Regions from separate parts of the Homo sapiens genome. Here region 2 is linked to region 1. The links are chromatin loops, found by intact Hi-C in ENCODE. Cell type or tissue: B cell. All regions are shown on one strand. Each heading gives the region's core, and the rest is flanking DNA. Links, peaks and the distances in the headings are about the cores only.

The links. A loop is a pair of places that touch in the nucleus more often than their neighbours do. Peaks named below come from ENCODE experiments on the same cell type or tissue, not always from the same donor. Only the 100,000 strongest peaks of a DNase experiment are listed, where the experiment ranks them.
Region 2: a loop joins it to region 1, with 2.3 times the contacts of the local background. A loop is called at or near these places in 24 of 110 quality-filtered maps.

What each region holds. Positions count from the first base shown.
Region 1 is chr9:132,278,638-132,290,182 of GRCh38, forward strand. SETX (senataxin) reads right to left here. Exons shown (of 26, transcript NM_015046.7): 16 at 9,913-10,014; 17 at 9,599-9,714; 18 at 7,786-7,857; 19 at 4,627-4,776; 20 at 2,830-2,937. Among named protein-coding and RNA genes, the nearest start is that of SETX, 71 kb to the right of the region's middle. In B cell, for the core only: no CTCF peak of the experiment used is centred there; no DNase peak of the experiment used is centred there; H3K27ac peaks cover 1,553 bases.
Region 2 is chr9:132,331,294-132,342,838 of GRCh38, forward strand. SETX (senataxin) reads right to left here. Exons shown (of 26, transcript NM_015046.7): 5 at 11,397-11,506; 6 at 5,003-5,222; 7 at 3,315-3,434; 8 at 1-155. Among named protein-coding and RNA genes, the nearest start is that of SETX, 18 kb to the right of the region's middle. In B cell, for the core only: no CTCF peak of the experiment used is centred there; no DNase peak of the experiment used is centred there; H3K27ac peaks cover 330 bases.

The DNA.
Region 1 (11,545 bases), core at 2,236-10,235:
GAATATATGTGGAGGTCTTTTCTACTCATATACTGCTAATGAAAGAGATATGATCTTGTGAAAGACAACTGATGCTATTTTGATGCTACAAGACGCCACCCAAAAAAACCAGTAATAAAGGAAATGTAACACAGATTTTAACAATTATTTCTGGGGGTACACCCTCACAGACAGACATATTGAATGCCACTGTAAACAAGCCTTTTGAAGACAAAATTCTTCATTCATCCATCTAATATGTACTAAGCATCTATAATTTGAAGTGCTAAGACCACTAGAGTGAATAAGATGAAGTCTCACAGGACTTAATTTCCAGTGAAGGAAACAGACTCGACTTATGTGTTGACCATCCCTAATCCAAAAATCCAAAATACTCCAATGAGCATATCCTTCGAGCGTGAACTTTAAGCATAAAGTCAGCACTTGGGAAGTTTCAGATGGTGAAGCATTTCAAATTTTTGAATTAGGAACGCCGAAGCTGTGCTAAATGGATTTCACAAACCAAATAATGGGTTATATTCTGCAATCTGAAAAACAGTGACCTAAGTGACAAGTGGGATAAACTGTCTTGATGTTACCACAGTTGTGCCTTGGGATCTACTTTCCGATGGCAGCAACACAGAAAGTTTCAAAAAGGGGAGGGGGAGGGATAGCATTAGGAGATACACCTAATGTAAATGACGAGTTAATGGGTGCAGCACACCAACATGGCACATGTATACATATGTAACAAACCTGCATGTTGTGAACATGTACCCTAGAACTTAAAGTATAATTAAAAAAGAAAAGTTTCAAAAAGTACTTTATCTTAAATAACCCTGAAGTAAAAATGTGCTGAAAACTTCACTAAGATGATGGAATCTTCATGAGTGATGTGAAAGATACTGGCACTGAAGACGTGCAAAGCCTGAATAAACTTGTTTCACAAACTATGGGAGTGGAAGAAAGGCATTACTTCTTAACCTATTTATATGTGTGATTTTAAACAGGTTTGTGAAAGCATAAAATAATTATTAATAGATACATGCCAATTTTCCCTAAATCCTCAAAAGTTTATCTGCGTTAGCTCACAAAACCTAATTTTTAATCTTTTCTTTGGGGAAACAGAAAAGGAAGTTATGTAAGGTAACGCATCTACCTCCAGACAAAACCTTAGTCCATTCTACAAATGACATAGATTTATTAATATATATTCTGACATGGGAGGATGTCCCTGATTTACTGATTGAAAAAAAAACCAATTCTGCACAGAATGATTTTGCCACCTTTAAACAAAACCAAACCCACGTACATATACACATAAACATATACATGTATACAAACCATATACCACTTTTTAGTAACTGACTCACTGTTAACCCCTAGAATACAAACACCATAAGGGCAGGGATTTTGTCTGTTTTCTTCACTGTCATAACCCCAGCCCCTAAACAGTGCCTGAATTATGGTGGCACTCAATATATACATACTGAAAAAGACGAATAAACACACAAATGCCTAGCAATATCTGTTAAAAATACTCACTTTCACTGTAATTACCACTAGAAACAGGTGGTCAAAAAAGGCACCTTATGGAAATGAACTTTGTAATTATTTTCTCAAAATAGCCTGTTTTATTTGTACAACAATTTAAACAGCACAAATGGATTTTTTTTTTCTAATTTTTGTTGTTTTTATCAATCATTGAAGTAGGCAGTAAAGTTGAGGCCCATTAACAATCTCTCTTTTCACTATATGCCAAGGCCCTTCAATGAAATCCTGCATCATTTAAAGAAATGGGATACAGAATTTGCTCTTCATTATTCTCCGTGAACAAAGTTACCTGCAGCAGTTCTTCCCTACACACACGGGTTTTCACTGGGTGACGGGTGTGCTTCTGGGCCACACTCTAACATGATCATGTACCTGCGCTCAAATGTCATACAAAGAACTGCACTATCATTCTGAATAATTCCGAAATCAAAAACCACTAACGATAACCACCTGCATTCATTCCAAGCTTCAACAAAAATGCTTTGAAAATGATCTGTTCTCTAGGATTATTTATGAAGCCACTGCTCAATTATCTGTATAAATAATCTATGTTATTAGTAAAAAATACACATTTCATTAAATTTCAAAACCTCTTCAGATTACTTCAAAACATCTACTGGATCCTGATTCTAATGTGCATTTCCAGGAGAATCTTTCATGAGATTAAAAAAAACCAACAGAGAAGAGTAGACTACAGTCTGGTTCTTCTCTTCCCAAAGTCAGAGCTTGTAATTGAGTCTTTTTTTCCCCTGTACCTTCACTTTCAGATGATGTGAAGGGCACAGACATGTTCTTGTATTAACACTAGAATACCAAATTCTAAAAATGGAAATGTACTCCAAAATTAATTTAACTTCATGTTTTCCTCAATTTGTACATATTTAAACAAAAATGAGGAGGGTAGGATTCTTCTCTTTATTTCTGAAGTTTTTCTTTTATTATTGTTTTGGTGTTTGTATGATTAAAATAAATCAGATTCAGCTCTTAAGAGACTTAAAAAAGGCAGACATGCACACTGCCTTTCCCAAAGCTTGGTTTCCATGGCACGTCATCCATCTAGGCTTCCAAGTCCCTGCCACACTGCTTCTGCCACACATACACAGAAGAACAACTATGACCAAATGGACATTTTTAGGCATTTTTTAAAATTTATTAAGTGCTTCTCTTTTCTTAGTTACTGCTTACTTTTCCCTCCAAATTAAGAGGCCAATCCAAGAAAGATGTCTCTCCCTCCTGAAAACAAAAATTTTAAAAAGCCCCTTCCATTTTAAAGCAATCTGAACATAAAAAACTTACCATAGAGATGACTGTCGGAGGGAGCTGCTTAGGATCTCCTACTAGGATGAGCTTATTGCAGCGATGGATGAGTGGAGTAAGAGTCTCAATTTCACAAGACTGTCCAGCCTTGGTAAGATACAGAAGAGAGAGGCAGTCTTAACAATCTTTGCTATTTATCCATATAGTTTATCTGATTAAAGTTCTAACCATTCAGAAAAGTATCACACTTCTCCTGCACCAAATATCAAAAATACAAATTTTCCCTGAAAACAAAAAAACAAAACAAAACCAACAAAATAAACCCTCCAGGCTGTGTGCAGTGGCTAACACACGTAATGCCAGCACTTTGGGAGGCCGAGGTGGGTGGATCACCTGAGGTCCGGAGTTCAAGACCAGCCTGGCCAACATGGCGCAACCAAAAAAATTAGCTGGGCGTGGTGGCAAGTGCCTGTAATCCCAGCTACTTGGGAGGCTGAGGCAGGAGAACTGCTTGAACCCAGGAGGCAGAGGTTGCAGTGAGCCGAGATCACATCACTGCACTCCGGTCTGGGTGAGTGCAGACTCCGTCTCTAAAAAAAAAAAAAAAAAAAGCAAGACTCCGTCTCAAAAAAAACAATAAATAAATAAAAAGTAAACTCTCCAAACATGTCTAAAAAAAAAATCAAACTTGTATTTTTGAAGTCAGCCACCAACGGGGCCACTACCACTTGGGAACCAGCCGTAAGTTCAGAAGGCCATGCACATCCTAGATGCGTGCTTTTTGTTCCTGCTGGGCATGAGCCTGAAAAATTTTTCTCCTTTAAAGTCCTTTTAAAACTTTATTTTAAATTTTTTATTTATTTTTTAACTTATTTTTTTTTTTTTTGAGAGAGAGAGTCTCACTCTGTCACCCAGGCTGGAGGGCAATGACATGATCGTTGTTCACCGCCTCCCGGGCTCAAGCAATCCTCCCACCTCAGCCTCCCGAATAACTGGAATGACAGGCACACACCATCAACTCCTGGCTCATTTTTGTCTTTTTAGTAGAGACAAGGTTTCACCATGTTGCCCAGGTTGGTCTCAAACTCCTGGGCTCAAGCGATCCACCCTCCTCAGTCTCCCAAAGTGCCAGGATTACAGGTGTGCACCACCATGCCCAGGCCCTTTTCAAAACTTTGTATTTGAGGTTCAGAAATCACATTAGGAGCGTCCATGAGTGTGTTTCCCCATATCTTTCTTCCTTGTTCCTCAGCATGCCTCTTTGATGACAAGACTCAAATTTCTCTTAAATTCAATGACATTTTCTTCAACTATTTAATCATTTCCACTTTTTGTCCTTTCCTTCTGGTGAAAACTGGATCTTGGGTCTCCTGATCACTCAATTCTCTGGTATCTCCTGCTCCATCTCTTTTGTCTTCTGACTCTACGTTCTGACAAACAGTACGTACCCAATAAATGTTTGCTCAAAGAGTGAACTAGGAATAAAAGACATCAGGTGAACATACTGTGGCTCAAAGCTATCCAAAATTATATTAAAACTACTTCAAAAGGTTACCAGAGATATTCTAAGCAGGAGTGAGACAGTCACTCAGCAGAGATTTTGTTAGAAACCATCAGTCATCCTCAAGACTAACCCCCAATACTGGAAAATCCACTTTCACTATGGAGGGTCATTAAGGAGTATATTTCTACATAAGGGAATACACAGGTAATAGCAAGTGAAAATCAGATGCAAAAAAAAAAAACACATTTCCTCAACATTTCAGCAGCCACAATTCATCTAAGACTTACTCCTCATAGTAGTAGTCAAAGTTGTATGGCTGACCGTTCACTGACCTCATCAACAATGACACAGCTGAAGGGGACACCCCCTTGCCCACGGAAAGCAGACTCAAGTAGTAAACCACCACTTGTGCTCAACGTGCAGCAGATGATATGGGACTCTAAGATGATGATACTCTGTGTTTTCTGTGGGCGTCCTTGAACCTAAGAGAACAAAGGTTAAATCAATATTCAGCTGTACATCAATCCTTGACTATGACAGGCCTATGTTTACTATAAAACACTCACTATTTATTAAAATAGATTTATGACAGAAAAATATTTAGTAAAAGTTAGGGGAAACCCTCAAATCTAGGAAACAGCAGAAACATTTAAGATAATCACAAAGCAGAAAGAATGTGTGCTTCGCGGCTGAAACACAGAATATGATTTAAGCACATTAAAAATTTTTATCCAGGGTTTGATTTGGTCAAAGTAGATTACAATCCTTCCTGTAGTCAGATATATGTAGGTAGGTATCTGAAGTAGAGATGTAATAATTCTGAGTTGTGAATTATATGAGTAAAACCAGGGGTGGAATTCAGCCTGAATGTACATTTTTCTGTTAGTTTTTAAGTATATAATATTGCCCTGTCTTTTTTTAGTGCTTTTGCTAGTACTAACAAAAATGCCTGTGAACCTGACAAATCCTCTATTTCCACAGTAAGGAACAGTCTGGTCTCCCTCTCTAACGCAGTGTGCTGTGATGGAGCCGGACGTGAGTGACGCCTCACAGTCACACCTACACTGCTCAGTCAATCAGCATTTCCAGCAGAGATTCAGTTTGCTGCTTTTTGCTACTAAGAAGTAGTGGTGATTCATCTCAGCACATACGATATATTCAACCATGGAATTCAAGGCATTCGTGTGAGCTTTAGGAAGAGGGTGGCACTGTGGTCCTCCACGGCTCACACAGTAAAGCACTGTCAGACACTGTCCTCAGCCACCTAGTGAGTACAACTGCTGAGCATAGTTTCATGGCCCACAGAACACATGTGATGAGCAGCAAAAAACATCTGTGAAGATGGACTTCATCCTTGACTCAGGAAAGATTAATCTGGGGTTCTGTTTAAAATCTGATTAAAATCTGTTTAATCAAAAGCTTTCACATAACTTTTAGTTTAAATAAACTGCTAATGAAAATATGCATTAAATTCAACTATATTTTAGTCACATAGAGAAAGATCATAATCCATTCAGGAGGAAACTTCAGCAAAAATACTACTAACGTCATCAGTTACTATTACCCTCTTTCCCTGACCCCAGTGTGGTTTGATTAGGGCTGCATTCTGACAATCAGGGTATACACCTGGCTCGGCCAAGCTTCAATGAGTCTAAATCTTACAGGATATTTTCACATCCAAAAAATACTGGAGAAAAGCTACAAAATGTTACAGGAGTCTTATGATCCAACACAAGTACAGGGAGTTTATGCTCTAACCCAAGAATTGCAAAAAACAAAAACCAAATATCAAAGTGCTGTACTTTCTTTTGCCGAATTCTGCCCACCATCACTCTACTTCTATCCAGGTTGGAGCTCTGGAGGGCTCACAGTTGCCACCCTCATCCTAAAGCTCATACAGGTGACTTTTTTTTTTTAATAGTGAAAACACCCACAAAGCTATTTTTTTTGTTGTTTTTTTTTTTTGAGACGGAGTCTCGCTCTGTCACCCAGGCTGGAGTGCAGTGGCGCGATCTCCACTCACTGCAAGCTCTGCCTCCCAGGTTCACGCCATTCTCCTGCCTCAGGCTCCCGAGTAGGTGGGATTACAGGTGCCCACCACCACGCCCAGCTAATTTTTTGTATTTTATTAGAGACGGGGTTTCACTGTGTTAGCCAGGATGGTCTCAATCTCCTGACCTCGTGATCCGCCCGCCTCGGCCTCCCAAAGTGCTGGGAGTACAGGCGTGAGCCACCGCGCCTGGCCAAAGCTATTTTCATTAACTGTTTATCTGATGATAATTATCATAATTGTTTTTTGCAGTTTATGGGAAGCAGAAATAGAGCACCTTATAAGAAAGAATTTAAATATTTACCAGACTTAAAACAAAAAAGATAACTTATAACCACCTCTTAGAAATCTTAGATGGTGGTAAGAATTCATTCTTAGGTTAAAGAAAAAAATGCAAATGTTGTTACACCATTTTCTCCACTTCCACAGATGTTTGTAATTTTTCATAACAATTTAAAATGTAACTGAGAAAAGCCCATAGCTGGCCAGGCATGGTGGCTCACGCCTGTAATGCCAACACTTTGGGAGGCCGAGACGGGGGATGACTTGAGGTTGGACGTTCCAGACCAGCATGGCCAACATGGTGAAACCCCATCTCTATTAAAAATACAAAAAAAGGGCCAGGCATGGTGGCTCACGCCTGTAATCCCAGCACTTAGGGAGGCCGAGGTGGGCGGATCACAACGTCATGAGATGGAGACCATCCTGGCCAACATGGTGAAACCCCATCTCTACTAAAAATACAAAATTTAGTCGGGCGTGGTGGCGCACACCTGTAGTCCCAGCTACTCGGGAGGCTGAGGCAGGAGAATCACTTGAACCTGGGAGGCAGAGGTTGCAGTGAGCTGAGATTGTGCCACTGCACTCCAGCCTGGCAACAGAGTGAGACTCTGTCTCAAAAAAAAAAAAACACAAAAGAGGCCAGGTGTGGTGCCTCACGCCTGTAATCCCAGCACTTTGAGGGAGGCTGAGGCAGGAGGATCATGACGTCAAGAGATCCAGACCATCCTGGCCAACACGGTGAAACCCCGTCTCTACTAACAATGCAAAAATTAGCTGGGCGTGGTGGCACACGCCTGTAATCCTAGCTACTCGGGAGGCTGAGGCAGGAGAATCGCTTGAACCCGGGAGGCAGAGGTTGCAGTGAGCCAAGATCACGCCACTATACTCCAGTCTGGTGACAGAGCAAGACTTCACCTCAAAAAAAAAAAAAAAAAAAAATTAGCCAGGCATGGTGGTGCACGCCTGTAATCCCAGCCACATGGGAGACTGAGGTTGCAGTGAGCTGAGATCATGCCACTGCACCCCAGCCTGAGAGACAGAGTGAGACTCTGTCTCCAAAATAAATAAATAAAAGCCCATAGCTTGTCTGAACAGTCATACTTAAATTTTAAAAAGAAAAAAAAAAAAATCAAGAAAATGCTACAGGTGAACTACTTACCTCTTTAATTTTAGAAGCAAGTTCCTGCCTTTCCTTAGAAACTTTGGAAATGTTTTCATCTAATTCTTGCCTCTGGAAAAAAATTCAAATGTCACAATTAAAACTAAACTAAGCATTTTTAAATGCCTTCCAATGGACTACCTCTAATTTTAAAAGAGCCTGTATTTCACCAATGAAAAATGTATTTACCCAGCTTATTTCCTCTTTACCACTGGAGTCCTGACACACTCTGTATGCTGCTGCGTAAGACTCAGCTGTGTTCTGTGCGCTGCACGTGAGCTGTCTGCTTAGCATTCCAGCACTGGGAGCATCACGCCACCCTTAACTTCCAGGTGATTCAAATGAGGCTGTAAATCACACCCCAACCATTCCTCTGGCCACAGTGATGGGCATCTAACACAGGCCTGGCCAATCATGCACCCATCTTCTTAAAAATAGGGATTAGACCTGCTTGCTCACCCAGGGACTAAACTAACTGCTTCTTTGGATATATGGATGCTAAGAGAAAGACTTTCTCTCCCTCTGGGGTTTCAAAGCTGAGATGGTGGAAGCCCTGAGATGCTGACACTCACCTTTCTCAGAAGAAATGGCTGACACACAGAAAAACAAATTATGGAGTGGAGAAATGATATCATGTGACCCTCTGGATCCACCCATACTGAAGCTAATTCCCTTTCTGTCTAACCTAATTTGAACTGGGCTCAACATGCAACTGAAAGGCAACTAATAAACTCAGTATAGCTTTAATATAAGGCAGTACAGCCTATAAGCCAAATGCAAGGCCATGTGCAGGGACTCATGCCTGTAATCCTGGCACTTTGGGAGGCTAAGGTGAGAGGACTGCTTGAGGCAAGAAGTTCAGACCACCCTGGGCAACATGGCAAGACCCAGTTTCTACAGAAAACAAACAAAAAAATTAGCCAGGCATGATGGCACACGGCTGTAGTCCCAGCTACTCAAGAGGCTGAGGCAGAAAGACAGCTCACTTGAGTCCAAGAGCTTGAGGCTAAATTGAACCACAACTGCACCACTGCACTCCAGCCTGGGCCACAAAGTGAGACCCTATCTCAAAAACAAACAAAAACGCAACACCCCATCTATTTTCGTAAATAAAGTTCTACTGGAACACAGCCACATCCATTTGTTTATGTATTATCTATGGCTGCCTTTGTGCTACCAAAAGCAGAGTTGAATAGCTGCAACAGAAACCAACCATATGGCTTGCAAAGCCTAAAATCTTTACTAGAATATCTTGCCCTTTACAAAAAAGTTTTTAAAAAGATTTTTAACAAAAGTAATTTTAATAAAAGAAAAAATGAAAAAAAAAATTAAAACCAAAAGGACAAAAAAAAAAAAAGCAGAAAGAAATGTGTTAATCTGAGACACATTTTTAGTGTCTTAGTACACATTTTTATACATGAATCATGCCATTCCCCAATAAATAAAGGGCATTAAATACTCATTAATTAGGCTGGTCGCAATGGCTCATGCCTGTAATCCCAGCACTTTGGGATGCTGAGGTGGGCAGATCAACTTGAGGCCGGGAGTTCGAGACTAGCCTGGCCAACATGGTGAAACCCCATCTCCATTAAAAATACAGAAAATTAGCCAGGTGTGCCGGCACAACCTTGTAATCCCACCTACTCGGGAGGCTGAGGCAGGAGGATCACCTGAACCCAGGAAGGTGAGGCTGCAGTGAGTCAGGATTGTGCTACTGCACTCCAGCCTGGAAGACAGAGCAAGACTCTGTCTCAAAAAAAACTTGTTAACTAGTTCGTATACCTGAGTTATTATTCAAGAAATGCAAAGATACCTGTATTTCCCGTCCACCTCGGCATAGAGCTCGCTGCCGGGAAAGCTCATCCAGCTGATAATCTAGAAATTCCTTTCTTTTATGCATCGCCTGAACATGAGAAGGTAACTCTTTTTCTAATAAAAATAACAAATAAAAAATTATATGCTATTCTAATTCTAACAAACTCACACACATATACAACACAATGAGAAGGAAAATTAGTTCCCAAAGCCAGACTAATTCTGGAGGCTTCAAATTACCTTTAGTGCCCAAGTCATTTTCCACCAAACAAAACAGAGAAAACACTAGTATATACCACATTCAGTACTTACTCATTCTGTGGTTTACTTGGCTGTCCAAACTGAACTTTAGAACCTCACTATTAATAGACTTTTCTGGACCCAGTCGTACTAAATTTATATCTCCACAGTTTCCTGTTGATAAGAATCACAGTTAAGGACTAATAAGGACACTGCTGATCAATCCTGTCTCTATACATAGTATCTATATTTCTAAGTAAATATGTTAATAATCAGAGAAGGGAGCAAACATGAACTTCCAATTAACCAGACACCAGGGACTACACCACAAACTTCTTATACATTATTTCAGATATTGTTCCTAACAATCCTATAAGGCAAGTAGTTATCATTTCTACCTAATAAAGGTTAGCAAGGCCATCTAAACAGTACACTACAGAGTTGAGATTCTATTACAGTAACATTTTCAAACTATGTTCAGTAGGACATTCCATAGCAAAATAGTTTCAAGAAAAATGATGAGATAAAATAAACGAAGCAGTTCTCTCATGTTGGGGAAAGGGCTTGTGGGGTGCCTGCATAAACCAGCCATAAAAATATGGAACAGTAAGTTGTAGAAAGCCACAAGAGGCCTCTGAGGAGTAAAGCCTTCTAATTGCCATCATGTTCCCATGACCAGAATGTGACCTGCTCTCCTATCTATAAACACTGTGCTCAAGGAGAAAGATACTCCTTTGAAGCACTGGAATGTGGCCAGATATGCCAGCTCCTAGTTAGGCCCACTCCCCACAGCTGCTCTCTGATAAGTTAAAAAATAAATCAGTAGTTAAGTTTATACTGCTTCAGCACAAAGAAAATTTACCTAAACCGCCATTCCTATACATTAGGTGTATGACACACGGCTCTCCTTTCACCATTTCACTATTTATTTCAATAAATAGTGTGGAGATCATAGCTTGGAGCCTTTGCAGCCTCTGATTTGCTCTGGCCCCCTGGTTCCCTCCTTTATGAACTCTTAACCTGTCTCTTCTCATTTCTTTGTCACCACTGCACTTCGGGTACCCTACGGGTGGTATTGAGGCTGATCCCCAACACTCTTAACTGCAGAATATTTCAAAAACTTTTATATGTTATATATTAATATGTAATTTTCAGAACAGAATCTTATTTGACCATCGAGCCTTCTTTTGCAGAATACTCAGAATAAAGCTTTTAAAACTATGTTCCACATCACCTTGATACTCTAGAAACTAAGGGACACAAGATGATAGAAATTCTTGGATATAATAATTGCAAGAACTATAAAAACCAATTTAACCTGCCTGTTTACTAACCACATTTTAATCTCAGGTTAACACATTGCTTTCTTCTTGTCCTTTTGGTTTTAATGTTTTTGTTTTTTTCTTTTATTATAATTTCTTCTATTGGGTTTTTTAAAATCTTTTTTCTGACCAGGCACAATGGCTCACGCCTATAATCCCAGCACTTTGGGAGATATAAGTGGGCAAATCACTTGAGGTAAGGAGTTTGAGACGAGCCTGGCCAACATGGCAAAACCCCATTTCTACTAAAAATAAAAAAATTAGCCAGGCATGGTGGCACACACCTGTAATCTCAGCTACTCAGGAGGCTGAGGCTGGAAAGTTGCCTGAACCCAGGAGGTGGAAGTTGCAGTAAGCCAAAGATTGCACCACTGCACTCCAGC
Region 2 (11,545 bases), core at 1-8,000, 50 kb after region 1:
TATATGTCGGATCTCTCTATTGTAGCTTGCGTTGTTGATAATGGTTTGAAATGCCACAATAGGATCCATAAGTTGACCCCAGACCTTAGATCCAAGGCGATCCAGAATCACCATAAAACAGTGTAACGCTGGCCAGAAAGGATCCACACTATCATCTGAAATACAATGGCACAATCGTTGAATTACTAAACAGTTAGAAAAACATACTACAATATATTGAGAATTAAGCATATTCTTTATCTGGTGAGTAGCAACCCAACTAAAAGCCAAGGAGCAAATAATTTAAAGCAGTGCCGCCACCAGTCCTCAGACACACAGAGGGTTTCAAAAGCAGCCACATTTTCAAGATTTTTTGCAAGCAATACTATGATACGTCTGTAAAAAAAAAAAAAAATTTAGTGGCAAACAAATTACTTAATGGGCAAGAAAACAGTCTAGGTAAGCACAATCTTTTCACACCCTGTTTGCCATACCAGAAACAACCTTTTCTAATTCAGCTCCTCAACCCCTGCCAAAACTTTGTAGTCCCATCCTCCAATAACTAACAGAAAAGAAGAGGAAAAAAATAAAGGAAAGAGAAAGAAACTTGGTATTTACAGATCTACATGAAGCCCATAATACAAGAAATTCTCTTTCAGCATCATCCTGAATTTTGTGTCACGCATCTAGTGTAAATGACTAAATTCTTTAGCTAAGGAATAAGGCAAAGATACACTCTTCATCCATCTGTATCTCAACATGGCTTTGCTGTTCTCTACTTTTCATCCAACCTCCTGCTTCTCTATCAAATATGCAGTAGCAAGATACCGCCCTACTCAAAGACCTTCAATGGATACTTAATGTCTTCCAAGAAAATTCAAAATCCTCAGTCAAGAACTTAAAAGATATTGATCTACTGTTTATTTCCATTTTTATTTTTCATATTCCTATAATCATACACTATCTACAGCACAAATAGATCACTGGCTTTTTCCAAAATAAGCACTAGAATGCCCTCAATTCTAGCACAACATATCAAAATCCTATCCATCCTTAAAAGTCCAGCTTAAATGCCTCCTCCTATATTAAACATTCCCCCACTTCAGTCATCTACAGTACTCTTCTGAGGCAAGTGCTTGAATTCACGCAGTCACTGCTATTGCTACGTCATCCTAGAACTTGTGACTTTACTTCCCTCATACTTCTCAGACTTTACCACAGTCATTTGAACTTTCTTATATATGTTTGTATCCTCCACTGCATCTGAAACAGTGCCTGTGTCTAATAAGCTCACAAGAAACAAAGTAGTTAGATGAAGACAATTATGAAAAGTTTCTCAAAGAGGTAATTAAAATTTTGAAGACAAGGCTGGGTTCAGTGGCTCACACCAGTAAATCCCAACACTTTGGGAGGCCGAGGCAGGAGGACTGCTTGAGGTCAGGAGTTCAAGACCAGCCTACACCCATAGTGAGACTTTGTCTCTAGCAAAAATTTAAAAATTAGCTGGGTAAGATGGCACATGCCTGTGGCCCCAGTTACTAGGGAGTCAGAGGCAGGAGGATGACTTGAGCCTGGGAGGTTAAGGCTGCAGTGAGACCTGATTGAGCCACTCCAGGGTGGGTGATAGTGAGATCCTGTCTCAAAAGAAAAAAAAAAAAAAAGGTGTTTGTTTTTTTTTAAGATGGTTAAGGGAGCTAGCTTAACAGAAAGGACAGAATTATACATGTAGTTAGGCACAGGGAAAGAAATGAACAATTTATGCAGTAAATGTTGGCAAAAGAGTAATAGCCTCAGACATAATCTAGCAAGAAAATATATGCCAAAGGCCGGGCGTGGTGGCTCATGCTTGTAATCCCAACACTTTGAGAGGCCAAGGCAGGCGGATCACATGAGACCAGGAGTTCAAGACCAGCCTGGAAAACATAGTGAAACACCATCTCTACTAAAAATACAAAAATTAGCCAGGTATGGTGGTGCATACCTGTAATCCCAGCTACTTGGGAGGCTAAGGCAGGAGAATCGCTTGAACCCAGAGGCAGAGGCTGCAGTTAGCCAAGATCGCACCACTGCACTCCAGCCTGGGTGAGAGAGAAAGACTTGGTCTCAAAAAGAAAAAAAAAAAAAAGAAAAAAAAAAATATATATACACACACACACACACACACACACACACACACACACACACACGCCCTATCAACAAAAGAATAACATTAATATATTTATATTAGAATCTCCCACAAATGAGTTTATATACAACATTCAAGTTGCATGAAGAGAATGAGGGGAAAAAATTATACTCATTATGTTTTCTCATAGGATCTGGTATACTTGGTCTTTATTAATTCATTACTTCCTAAAGATTAGAAGCACTTATTTAATTACAGATCCTTCATGATTAGCATGATACAAGCATCAGCAAAAGGAGGTCAGGATCTAATAATAAACATGACTACAAGTTTTAGGCCTCATTATCTAGACTATCTGGAGCAGCATATCCAAGAGAATGTTCTGTGATGATGGAAATCTTCTGTCTCTGCATTGTTCAATACAGTACAGGATAGAGTACAGGCACGTGTGGCCATTGAGCCTTGAAATATGACTAGTGGGACCAAATAACTGCATTTTTAATTTTAATTGACTTAAATTTATTTTAATAATCACATGTGGCTGGCAGTTACTGTATTAGAGAACCACAGAGAAACAAAGAGGCAGGCAAAGGGAGGCCATGGGACAGAGAAGGCTTACCCCACAATGTTAACCACAATGTCATTACAAATGGGTCTCCCAGAGGTTCTGATGTTCATCCTACCACCAACTTTTTCATCATGAAAAAGTAGATTAACTTCCCTTCTTCTATGAAAGGAAGGTATTGAATTAAATTATAAAGGTCCTTTCTGATTTAAAAGTCTCATGCCTGTAATCCCAGCACTTTGGGAGGCCAAGGCAGGCAGATCACCTGAGATCAAGAGTTCAAGACCAGCCTGACCAACGTGGTGAAACCCCGTCTCTACTAAAAATACAAAAAAATTAGCTGGGCGTGGTGGTGCACGCCTGTAGTCCCAGCTACTTGGGAGGCTGAGACAGGGGAATTTCTTGAACCCAGGAGGTGGAGGTTGCAGTGAGCTGACATCGCACCATTGCACTCCAGCCTGGGCAACAAGAGTATGACTTCGTATCAAAAAACAAAACAAAACAAAATAAAAAGTCTGAATCTATTACTAAACCAGAAAAATTCTTTTCTCCACAACATACACCAATTCCTGCAGTGACACTATCATTTTTAAAGTGCATCATCATCACTATATTCAACAACATTCAGCAAGTAAAGTTTATTACCATCTGCTTCCCTCTCCATAGTGTGAAGTATCGATTGCATAAAATCATTTTGTTTGTCTGAGCCCAACAACAGGGAATCCATGGCTTGTTCCTCAAGAATGGTCAGCAACATGCAAATACCTGTAAGATCATTTAGAGTTATCTTGAATTGATGAAATAATACTATACTAATGCCTGGTTTAGTTTGCAAAAGAATAACAAGGCAGGAAGATGAAGCAAGATAGTATTTAGTTTCTCAAACATTTAAGTCTCAGATATTCATACACAACTGCTCCCAAGTAATAGAACTCTAGACTAATTCAAGTGTGAAAGTACAAGATGGTTAGAAAACAATTTCTAACATAACTACCATGTAACTTGTATCTCACCAATATAAGATGCCTTCAATTTTAAGATGTACCATATTCCATATACCACTAAGAAAGAAAAAAAAAATCACTGCCATTTATGACACGTGACCTTAAGATTTGGAATCAAGGAAATGGTATAGAAGTATTTTGAGGCCGGGCGTGGTGGCTCACACCTGTAATCCCAGCACTTTGGGAGGCCAAGGCGGGCAGATCACAAAGTCAGGAGATCGAGACCATCCTGGCTAACATGGTGAAACCCCGTCTCTACTAAAAATACAAAAAAATTAGCCAGGCGTGGTGGCAGGCGCCTGTGGTCCCAGCTACTCGGGAGGCTGAGGCAGGAGAATGGCGTGAACCCAGGAGGCGGATCTTGCAGTGAGCCGAGATCGCGCGACTGCACTCCAGCCTGGGCGACAGAGCAAGACTCCGTCTCAAAAAAAAAAAAAAAAAAAAAAAAAAGTATTTTGAGCCACAATAGGACTTGTAAACAATGCTGTCAACTCTTTCTACCAGGAAAATTTAATTTTTTTTTTTTTAGGAGACAGGATCTCCCTCTGTCACCCAGGCTGGAGTGCAGTAGCACAATCCTAGCTCACTGCAGCTTCAAATTCCTGGGCTTAAATGTTCCTCCTGCCTCAGCCTCCCAAGATGCTGGGACTACAGGCGTGCACCACCATGCCCAGTTCTACCAGGAAATATTTTACACACTGAAAAAGGAGTATTAACAATCAAATCCTATTTAAAGCCAACTATTACACTAATATTTTGTTAATAAAATGTGGCCGTAAACAAGATTCGATTCATTTGCCAGTGCTTGAAAATGTACTGCTTACTACAGAAAAGTTTCTAGGATATAAATACTGTTTAATAACAAGATATGTAATAGTTAAGTCAACTTAATGACAGAATAAGAACTGAGAACTATAAAATCCTATCTTCAGTAAGTTTCATCAGATCACCAAAGAGAACACTTCCCTTTTAGGACCCTCATAGGAACTACAGGGCCGGGCGCGGTAGCTCACGCCTGTAATCCCAGCACTTTAGGAGGCCAGGGTGGGCAGATCACTTGATGTCAGGAGTTCAAGACCAGCCTGGCCAACATGGTGAAACCCCGTCTCTACTAAAAATACAAAAAATTAGCCAGGTGTGGTGGCGTTTGCCTGTAATCACAGCTACTCGGGAGGCTAAGGCAGGAGAATTGCTTGAACCTGGGAGGTGGAGCTTGCGGTGAGTGGAGATGGTGCCACTGCACTCCAGCCTGGGCAACAGAGTGAGACTGTCTCAAAAAACAGAACTATACGAAAATACCAATTATATTAGTGTAGGAATAATACTCACCTAACCAATAGCTTTTGTAGTTGGTAGTATCATACATGTGTGAGGGCAGAAGAATCAGTTTACCCTTCTCTAGGACAGAAGAAGTATAAATGTCTGGACTCTCTAAAAGCCCCAACTCAATGACTTTAAAAAGGCAAAGTAAAACTTCTTGTAAGTCATAATAATCATCTCTGTCCACTTTCCCCAAGTTTCTTGCAGTCAAGATAGCCCAACGCCGAACCTAAATGCAGAATATATTTATTACTTAATTCAATAAACAATGGTCTACAAACAGCAAGAACACAGAAAAGAAAACAGGATTCTCTGCATATTTTAAAAGACATGTGACATATTAATTAATGCAATGTGTGGACCTTATTTGATCCTGATTTGAACATACTAACCCCTAATAAACAGTTTTAGACAATCATTTCCATTCATTCAAACACTGACTGGCAAGACAACATTAAGTAATTATTCTTTTAGATGCAATAATAGTATTTTTCTGGCTGGGTGCAGTGGCTCACACCTGTAATTTCAGTACTTTGGGAGGCTGAGGCGGGCAGATCACCTGAGGTCAGGAGTTCAAGACCAGCCTCGCCAACTTGGCAAAACCTTGTCTCTACTAAAAATACAAAAAAATTAGCTGGACTTGGTGGTGCACTCCTGTAGTCCCAGCTACTTGGGAGGCTGAGGCAGGAGAATTGTTTGAACCTGGTGGGGAAAGGTTGCAGTGAGCCAAGATCCTACCACTGCACTCCAGCCTGGGCGACAAGAGTAAGACTCCATCTCAAAAAATATATATATAATAATATTTTTCGTTTTTTTTAAGTCTTTATCTTTTAGAAATACATACTGAAATATTTTGTGGATGAAATGCTCTGATATCTAAGATTTGCTCTAAACTAATCTAAAGGGGAGTGGAATGTTGACCATGTATTGATAAAGCTAACTGATGGATTATGGGGGATTCATTACACCATTCTTGCTACTTTTATGTTTATCATTTTCCATAACAGAATGTCCAAAAAAGGAAAGAAAACACAAAATGAGGAATCTCAAAAGAAATCAAAGGGCATTTCTAAATGGCAGAATAGCATAAAGAAGTGATTTTAAATTTCTTGGAGACTATGAATTAAATTTAGTGCTCACAACCAACCTTAAAAAAAAAAAACAAGAACAGAAAAATATCAAGAGTGCATCCTTCATAGTAAAAGTATTATTTTACAAAATACATTATATAGGCATATGCATACACAAGGAAAACATTTTTTACTACAGATTGTAATCAAAAAGTTGGAAAAACACAGACCCCACAGGTAAAAGCATGAGCTCTATGCCAACATAAGCAACAAATTATAAACTACTGAAAAAGTTTTGGAATCCATGAGACCTTACTGATAATAAGTGGTAGAAGGGGAAAAGACTCTTGATTACTGTACAATCAATGTCAAGTGGTAAATAGTAAACATGGAGAGTGCTGGAGTTAGGAAATGACCATCTTGCAATCACCATAGTTCAGGCAAGACACATTAATGAATGCTAAATTTAGGAGATCTTGATGAAATGCATAGTATTTACATGGTCTTAAAGTATCTAAACAATAGAAATTACACAGCAGAGAAATGGGACAGCACCTTCACCGAATGCTCAAAATTAACATCACCATGAGTTGCAAAGGATATGGCGTGCCTCTGTCTACATATGACAAGCTGAGAAGGACAGTAACATCACTTACATGGTACTCCAGCTGGGAATGTGTAACCTGAATCTATGCATGAGGAAACATCAGACAAACCCAAAGTGAGGAACACTCTTTTTTTTTTTTTTTTTTTGAGACAGAGTCTTACTCTATCGCCCAGGCTGGCATGCAGTGGCACCATCTCGGCTCACTGCAACCTCTGCCTCCTGGGGTCAAGTCATTGTCCTACCTGAGCCTCCTAAGTAGCTGGGATTACAAGGGTGCACCACCACGCCCGGCTAACTTTTGTTATTTTTAGTAGAGACGGGGTTTCACCATGCTGGCCAGGCTGGTCTCGAACTCCTGACCTCATGATCCACCCACCTCGGCCTCCCATAGTGCTGGGATTACAGGCATGAGCCACCGTGCCCAGCCTCACTTATTTTTTTAAAAAGAGGCAGAGCAGGAATGACTGTATTCTTCAGAAAAGTAATTTTCATGTAAGACAATGAAATGTTCCAGATTAAAGAGGACTAAATGGACGTGACAGCTAAATAAGACCTTTTACCAGCAATAACTAGAGGTTTTGCAAATGCATGACCTCTCCAAAATTGTATTCTCAGGCTATCACACAAAAATAAAATGGTATATCATTGTGGTCTTATTATTTCCCTGATCATTAAATAGAAAACATTCCTTCATATATTTATTAGCTATTGGTAGTTCCTCTTCTGTTCTGGGACATGCCTGTTCAGATCTTCATCCATATTTTTTGTATTGTTAGTAATATGATTATCTTCAATTTTTTACTTTATTTTTTTGAGAAAGAGTCTCACTCTGTTGCCCAGGTTGGAGTGCACTGGCAGATCAGGGTTCACTGCAGCCTCAACCTCCTGGGCTCAAGTGATCCTCCCACCTTAGCCTCCTGAGTAGCTAGGGCTACAGGTGTGCAACGTTATGCCAAGCTAATTAAAAAAAAAATTTTTTTGTAGGGATAGGTTCTTGCTATGTTGCTCAGGCTGGTCTTGAATTCTTGGCTTCAAACAATCCTCCAACCCTGGCTTCCCAAAGGCCTGGGCTTTCGAGCATGAGCGACCATGCCCAGCCCTTTTCCCAATTTTTAACTAGTATTTTCACTCTCTTTATGGTATTTTTTGATAAACAATAACTTTTCATTTTAATATAGTCAAGTTCATCAACTTTCCTTTCATAATCAATGCTTTCGTTTCTATAAAACCCTTCCTCAGGCCAGGCATGGTGGCTCATGCATGTAATCTCAACACTTTGGGAGGCTGAGGTATGGGGGCACTTGAGCCCAGGAGTTCGAACCCAGCCTGGGCAACACAGTGAAACCCCATCTCTACAAAAAATTAGCTGGGCATGGTGACCGAGGAAGGAGATTTTGGTGAAATGCCTGAGCCTGGGAGGCAGAGATTACAGTGAGCTGTCATCACGCCACTGCACTCCAGCCTGGGTGACAGAGCAAGACCCTGTCTCAAAAAAATAAAACAAATCTTTCCTCACCTTACAATCTAAATGCTGTACACCTCTATTTCCTGCAAAGAGTTTGAAAACTGAACCTAACTATGGTTTTTTAGATAGATTTTGTCATTATGAATGATAATAAGGTAGGGATCTAACCTCTCTTTCCATATAGTACAACTTTCCTTTTGTGAGATGGAGTTTTGCTCTTGTTGCCCAGGCTGGAGTTCAATGTTGCAATCTCGGCTCACTGCAACCCCTGCATCCCGGGTTCAAGCAATTCTCCTGCCTCAGCCTCCCAGGTAGCTGGGACTACAGGCACACACCACCACACCTGCCTAATTTTTTTGTATTATTAGTAGAGACAGGGTTTCATCATGTTGGCCAGGCTGGTCTCAAACTCCTGGCCTCAGGTGATCCGCCCACCTCAGCCTCCCAAAGTGCTGGGATTACAGGAATGAGTCACCGTGCCCAGCCATATCTCCGGTATTTCTTTGTCCTGATTTTTATTTTTCTCTTTCTGGGACGTCTTACATCTTTGTTAACACTACTACTTCTACCCTCCATTTATCTTTTAGCTTTTCTTTTTATATTTTCTATTTCTCTTTTTCTTCTTAGGGATTTGCTCATTCTGGTCTTCTAATACAGTCACTCATTCTCTTGGCTGTACCCACTGTATTATCTATCCCATCTTCTGAAGCCTTTATTTTAAATATCTCATTTTTCAATGTTACAACAACTTGGCTTGGTTCTCACATTTTCTTTCTTTTTTTTAATTATACTTTAAGTTCTAGGGTCCATGTGCACAATGTGTAGGTTTGTTGGTTCTCACGTTTTCTAGTTCTCATTTCACATTAGTATCTTCCCGTATTTCTTCTAGCATGTTTACTATAATAATTTTAAATTTACTGGACAAGTGTCCTAATATATCTGCTTCTACTGAAATCTTCATGTTTCTCATATGTCTATTATTTTTAGTTTGTGAATTCCTTTTCACTCTGGGGTACTGGCTCCTATCAGGCGGTGCCTATGGAAGGCCAGACTCCAGACTGGCTTATGCCCAATCAATTCAGGGCTGAGTGATGGATAAAATCCAAGCCAGAAAAACGTACTCACTCACTGCCACGCATTTTAGTTTTCTAAGTCAGGTCGTCACCCTTTACTCCCGGGCAGAAGCAGCATTAGAAGACACTACTGGGCTGTAATCCCCCAAGTCCTGGGGTTAAGAGGGGATGATAATGAAGCAATTATCAGTGGTTAATTGGTCTCCACCTGCTTGTCTCAGTGCCTCACAAATATTAGGGGTTATCCACTGTGCTGATTTCATTCCTACCTTCACCTGGATCAGATCTTTTAGTTGAGAACAGATTTGGATGCAGGTTTTATTCATCTAAGGCAATGATGAGGGAGAACTGGAAGCAGAACCTTAACAGTTCCTTTTCTACTTTATTCTCCCACAGCCCATTTTATTCTCTGGCTGTGGGAGAATGCTCTGAGAGGTAATTCCATAGTGCCTCCCACAGGCACTGCCAGATAGGACCCAATACCCCAGAGTGAAAAGGAATTCACAAACTAAGGATGTTCTCCTCCCCATCTCCCACATTCACCTTTCAAAACAGCCCTTGTCGGCTGGACGTGGTGGCTCACACCTGTTATCTCAGCACTTTGGGAGGCCGGGGTGGGTGCATCATTTGAGGTTAGGAGTTTGAGACCAGCCTGGCCAACCTGGTGAAACCCTGTCTCTACTTCCGGCGTGGGCAACAGAGCAAGACTCTGTCTCAAAAAATAAAATATAATAATAAAAAAAATTTTTTTTAATAAACCAGCCCTTGTCAACTCAGAGTTTCTCTCAATGTTCTCCATTTTCTCTTTCAAGTTCCTCTAGAGTTAAACCTAGAGAAAGGACCAACAGTGCTGGTCTTTGTTCTGTCAGAGCATGCGCTTTCCTCGTGTGTTTCAGGGATTTGGTTTGCAAGCTCATCCGACAGGGAGGAATTCTGTGTCCCTCCTACCACTACCCCTCCCCTTCCTAAATATAAATTTGGGCTGCTTTCTATCCATCCTTGAGAGTCCTGCTCCAGAACTAGGTCTACTATCAGCAGCTCAGGGCTCCCAACCTTTGGTTACATAAGGGCTAGGCAGACTCAGTCACCAAGGCTGCAAGTGCTTCGCCCAGGCACTGGTTACAAGACCAGACCTGCTTCCTCCATATGTAAACAGCTTTTAAAAAGCCAGTGAACCTTTTTAATACTTTGGCAACCTTCTTTCACAGGCAAAGAAGCACCCCCATCCGCCCCTTGTTTGGAGTGCAGAGTTTGGCTTTGGTTCTTTGCCTTGCCTGGAGTATACTTCTAATTCCTGTTGTCCTGCACAAGCTGAATCCCGAGCTACCCACCGCCACCCAGGCCAGGTTTCCACTCATTTATTACTTCATGTTTCTGTTCCATTGCTGGTCCACAGAAATAAGTTTTCCTTTGGAGGAATGTGATTATACCCCTTTAATTTCCTCCTTTTGCTTTTTTTTAATATCATTGGTATGTGTTTGGCCCAGAGGAAACTGAAATTCACCATCATCTTGACTGGCAATCCCATTACCATGCTTTTTTTAAAAAACGTAATTTTTCTTGCCTTACATTGGCAGAGTAGCCCTTCCTGGCTACTGGCTTAATGTAGTCACTCAGTTCTAGGTGGCATTAGGCATGAGACCTGAAGCACAGACTGTCTTACCACAAAAGGTGACAAGATCTCAAACCTTAGCCAAAGGGCTATGTCAGGTTTCAATGCTATCTGCTTCTGTTCCTGCTCACTGTTCTGGATTTTGTCCTTCTTCATCTCTAGCACCAGAATTTCCCAGTCTCCCTCCCTACCTTCCCTTGTTTTAATTCTAATCTATCAGCAAAATAACTTTTCAAATGTTTTAACCGGTATCTCCATGTGTCTGCAGTGGGTCAAGCAGGTGAGAAAGTCAAGAGAAGAGGTCTTCTTGAGTTCAATTCAACATACTGAAAGGACATCAAGTTATTCCCGTTTGTCTTTTAAGATCAAGCATCACCTGTCGGTAAGTATCCCCTACCCTCTGAGATCCCCTCTTCTTTGACCCCAGAGCGCCCTCTACTTAACTGTAGTAAATTTTAAAGCAAGAAAAATTTTAGCAAACATTTTAAACAAAATCCACACCAAAAACCGCTATTATAGCTATCTATAGGTACAAAAGCACAATATACCCTTCTATCGCCCAACACTCACACTCACCATTTCATTGGGATGGACTAAAAACAAATAGATCCCTGGATGTTTATCAAACACCTGAAAGGAGCAATTGGCTTGTTCCATCCGACAAAGTGCTTCAACACATAACTCGTCTAAAAAGAAAAAAATAAGTAAAATACATAAATCTTATC